Linked DNA regions of Homo sapiens: region 2 is linked to region 1. Evidence: chromatin loops called from intact Hi-C (ENCODE). Cell type or tissue: IMR-90. All regions are shown on one strand.

Evidence for each region. A loop is a pair of places that touch in the nucleus more often than their neighbours do. Peaks named below come from ENCODE experiments on the same cell type or tissue, not always from the same donor. Only the 100,000 strongest peaks of a DNase experiment are listed, where the experiment ranks them.
Region 2: it touches region 1 in a loop (15-fold over the local background); 1 of 110 quality-filtered maps calls a loop at or near these places.

What each region holds. Positions count from the first base shown.
Region 1 is chr18:21,061,469-21,063,968 of GRCh38, forward strand. All of the region lies in intron 2 of ROCK1 (Rho associated coiled-coil containing protein kinase 1), which reads right to left. Among named protein-coding and RNA genes, the nearest start is that of ROCK1, 49 kb to the right of the region's middle. In IMR-90, no CTCF peak of the experiment used is centred here; no DNase peak of the experiment used is centred here.
Region 2 is chr18:21,759,031-21,761,530 of GRCh38, forward strand. All of the region lies in intron 1 of MIB1 (MIB E3 ubiquitin protein ligase 1), which reads left to right. Among named protein-coding and RNA genes, the nearest start is that of MIB1, 19 kb to the left of the region's middle. RefSeq lists an enhancer at 1-2,500. In IMR-90, no CTCF peak of the experiment used is centred here; a DNase peak (open chromatin) is centred at 1,481.

The DNA of each region.
Region 1 (2,500 bases):
AACTATAGGAACAGAAAAAGAGATCAGTGTTTCCCAGGAGTGGGGGTGATGGAACTGTTCCGAATGGTATTGGGGTGTTGCAGACAAGACTATGTGTTTGTTAAGACCCACAGAACTATACACACTTTATGCAAATTTAAAAAATCAATTGGGATTCTGGGGGATCTCAGGATGGAATCCAGATTCTAACAAATGAATCTAAATGTATGACTAACAAGATGACATGCCCTCATTGAAGGTGGTGAGGGAAAAGAAGCTGAACTACGTAATGCTGGAAAACTGTTTTAGCTGGAAACTAAGGCTAAAGACAAAAAAGGAACTGTACAAAGATATTGTGTTCCAGTTGGTAAATCCATTTCTCACAGGGTGTATGGTTTATTTTACATGAATATTAGGGTTGAGTAAGTAAATACCAATAATGGGAGCCAGGTTTCTCATCATCAGAGAAAAAAAGTTACAAACAGGCAAGGGCAAAAGCTAGAATGAATCTTGTGATACTAGTTTAGAGCTGGTAATATCAGTCTAAACACGTTTAACATGTGTACAGGTATAGAATTATAGTTATGTGTATAGTCACAGGCTGGTATACATGCATACATATATTTCCTAGCTATGGCAGCTGAGAGGGCCTTGAAACAGTGATCACCAGTAGCAATAAGCACACCTAGCACCCAGATCTTGGTTTCTAAATATCATTCTCCAATAAAAGGAACCAGAGCTCCTTGGAAAAAATGGCTGATTTCAGGGCTGAGGGAAAATATAAGATGAGCCTGGAGCATCGTGTAATGCCAGAAAGTAAAGAAGTGTTCCTTTTTTTAAAAAAAGTAAGAACATGTCAAAGAACACAGGAGTAGGAGCTGGGTCCAACCTGAAGGAGCTCCCAAAAGGCAAAAATGAGAACAATTTAAGTAACAAAGTATTAGGTTGGTGCAAAAGCAATTGAGATTTTTGCTAAAAATAGTGGCAAAAACTGCAATTACTTTTGCACCAACCTAATAAATAACACACTACTGGATTACAACCCAAAGTATGAAATAAATATATGCAGTTTATATTATATAAATCAATGACTAAATTAATAAATGGGGGAGAAAAGGCAAATCTTCCCTACAGAATTCCAAATAATACGTGTAAAGTCTCCCCTCCAGGAGAGTATGGAAAGGGAATACGCTCCCCTCCACAGCGTTTGGAAAAAGAAAATGGTAACTTACTAGTGGAGAAGCTTGCCAGACACTACCTTAAACCAAATGATAAGCGTTAACATCACCAGTGATGTGCCTAGATTTATGATGGAGTTATGTTCCAATGAAACCCTCATAAAGCTGGAAATTTTAAAGTCAGAGACCACCTGGACTTTCTAGATCATCTCTAACAAGTCAGTATCCAACGTCTAATGCACTGAGCTCATATATAACAAGTACTTACTATGCTGTCAGGTTTGGCAGTAAAAACATAAATGCCCCTGCTCTCATGGCACTTAAAATCTAGTGACAGGAGAAGGAGAAAAAGGAGAATGGATACTGTCTTAGTCTGTTTTTTGCTGCTATAACAGAATACCACAGAATGGGTAATTTATAAAAGAAAAAAGGGCATCTGGCAAGGGTCATTCAATGGTAGACAAGTGGAAGAGTAAGAGCATACATGCACAAGAGCTCACTTTTATAACCCCTTCCCACAATAACAGCATTAATCCATTCATGGGGGTGGAACCCACATGACCTAATCACTTCTTAACGTCCCCACCTACTAGCACTGGCAATTAAACTTTAATGAGTTTTGGTGGGGGCATTCAAACCACAGCAGGTACCAATTAAATAGTCATACAAATAAATATAACCTGTGATAAGTATACAAGATGCCATAGAAGTACATGCTCAGAAGGTCAGATCCATGAAGCCTAGATAACCAAGAGGTTAGGGAACAAAAATGAAGGCTTATTTGAAATTTAAAGGATGACTGCTTTGAGTTGGGTGGGTTGGAAAGAATTCTAGAAAGAGAAAAACAACATCTGAAAAGTCTTATGGAGGTGTCATGGTACTTTCCAGGAAATAAATGTCAGCGTGTAGCTGATGTGTAAGGAAACAAGGAGGAGAGGTGTACAGTTAAGAATGTAATTTAGAAGCTTAGATAGCATCAAGTTTAGAAAATCCACCAAAAAGCTGGGAATGGAATTTGACTTAAATTTACTATTCAAAAAGAATCCTCTGGCAGCAACGTAGGTAACTGTACATAGGCAAAAGTAGATGTATTATTGAGACTGAATGGAAGATTTTTGTGATCATTTAAATGAAAATGAAGAAGCTTAAACAATAGTTGTGTTGGAAAAAGAGGGAAAGTCAAGCCTCTGTATGAAGACTGCCACTGTTCAGAAATCTGCACTTATCAGTCTTTTCTTTGGTTTATTATAACCAGACCATTTACCTATCTTTAGTTTTTTGGGAACTCCATCATTCTCCAAAGTTTCTCTAAAGATCTTCAATCACCTCAGCATGTTAATTCA
Region 2 (2,500 bases), 700 kb after region 1:
ATTACTAATAACATTTGAACACCCTTTGTAGTATTTCTCACTTGCATTCTTTCCCCTCCTCGCCTAAGGTAACCAGCTGTCACAAATTAGTTTTTATCATTCCCATGAGTTTCTTTATATTACACATTTGTCTATATCTGTAAATAATAGTATTGTTTCAACATTTTGTATTCTATACATATGTGTGTATATATATGTGTATATATATATATGTATATATATATTTTTTTGAGACGGAGTTTGGCTTTGTAGCCCAGGCTGGAGTGCAGTGGCGTGATCTCGGCTCACGGCAGCCTCCTCCTCCTGGGTTCAAGCGATTCTCCTGCCTCAGCCTCCCGAGTAGCTGGGACTACAGGTGCGCACCACTGGGCCCAGCTAATTTTTGTATTTTTAATAGAGACGGGGTTTCACCATGTTGGCCAGGCTGTTCTCGAATTCCTGACCTCTTGATCCGCCTGCCTCGGCCTCCTAAAGTGCTGGGATTACACTTGTGAGCCACCGTGCCTGGCCTTTGTATTCCATATTTAAAAAAATTCAGCATTATGGTGAAGGGTATGTCCATGTTGAATTGCGTGGCCGTTGAACATTCATTTTTGGTATTCCATTGTATCCCTAATATATGTATCCATTCTGTTGTTAATGAACAATTATGTTGTTTACTTTTTACTTTTGCTATTATACGAAGTGATAATTTAGAGATTTTTGTTCTGTTGAAGCACTTCATATGTATTTAACTGCTTGTAGTGAAAACTCTACTTTTCTCTTTCAGCCATCATTTCTACCCAGAAATTTAACATTTTACTTAAATCAGTGCTTTGTGAGTTTGAGCTATTTTCATTAGGTCTCTGAAGAATGTAGTTATTGATCTTAAGCAACATGTTTTACTATTTTCATAAAATTTTCCAACAAAAATACTTCAGCTATACAAATTCTCTAAGTTGTTAAACTCAGGCAAGATACCATTAAAACTTAGAGCAGATGGTCATTTGAGTATTAGTAGAATGGGTCAAAAGCTGTCATCAGGTGGTTCATTTAACGGCGGCAGATGTCTTCATAAAGCCTAGCAAAGGAAAAGGGCATTAACTCCTTAGGGTAATATGGTATTCTATAGAAAGGAAAAAAAAGAACTTAATGGATCCAGTTAAGGAATTAAATTTTATGAAATAAAAATTTTAAGGAAAAACTGTTGCCAGGGCTAATGGTTTTAGATGAAAATGAATTGGGTGGATGTAGTGAGGGAAACAAAAAAGCTACCACTGTACAGTAAGAGATTAGTAAAATGTTGGTCTTGTTTATTTAATGCCCTTTCTTCTGTTTTATGTTTTCTTTAAATACCAACTTTTGTTTTGAAGTCAATTAATTGTATTCTCATTAAAAATTCTGTAGTGCTCATTTTGGTAGTGGAATGGGTTGCTTTGTTTACATTTTTCAATTCTTAGTGTTAGTCTGTTTCACAGCTGTTCAGTAGCTTTGTTGGCATTTGAAGTGTGGGAACCAAGAAAGCATTTGGATGTGCTTTTGTGTGCATTAATGGTTTTCCTGAGGTATTCTTTAAAACCATGAATTATAGAATTTTTTTAACCAGTTGTCATGTGTGTTTAAATGGTTCCTTTTAAAGAAAGCCTGTACACAGATTATGAGCTCATGACTGTTATCATTGTATGTTGTGGAAAATGAACTTAGAAATGAAAAATATGTAAATGAGGCAGTGGTTGCAAACTGGACAGTTTTTTTCTGTTGAATGGGGTAGTTGGGATACATTTTCCCTACGTCTTTCATCAACCAAGTCACATTTGAAGAGCTGCACAGTCAGTTAATTCAGGATAAACTTCTAAGTGTGCAGTGAATACTGATTTGTTTAGTCTATTTTACTTTTTTGTGATGATGGAACTAAATCAGATTTATTTTAGACCTTGTTCAGAAACTTAGCCATTTTGTGGACATTTACTGTCATTGGTATTTGATATTAATTGTGGTATTTTTTGTCGGCTTTCCTGTGCTAAGACAGATACAGTTATTAGAATCTGATTTCAGGTGTTTGGCAATGAGGTTGCTTTAAATCAATATGTAATCAATTCCATATAATGTCCATTTTGGAAAAATAATTTTATAATTATTTCTATATTATTGCTTCTAACACAAATACCAAAAGTTTACAAAATTAGTTGCAAAACTATTCTCGGTCACACAAAGTGGTTTTTTTTTTTTTTAAGGTAAATTGTGAAACCCATAAACAAAAAGATTTTGAAGAACTGTCATAATTGTCTGGTGCAGGGCTATTAAACTGAATATTAAATTTTCATGAAACTGCCATTTGTAAAGAGAAGTGCCAACAGTAACAATCCATTTAATTAGTTTTTTAAAATTCACACTTTAATACTGAAATACAGGTATACCTCTGTTTTATATAGGCATTATACACAGTTCTATTCCTGGAAGACCAAATGTATATTTAAAATGGAGGAGAGGCATGCCGGATGTTATTTTTCAAAGATGGCCA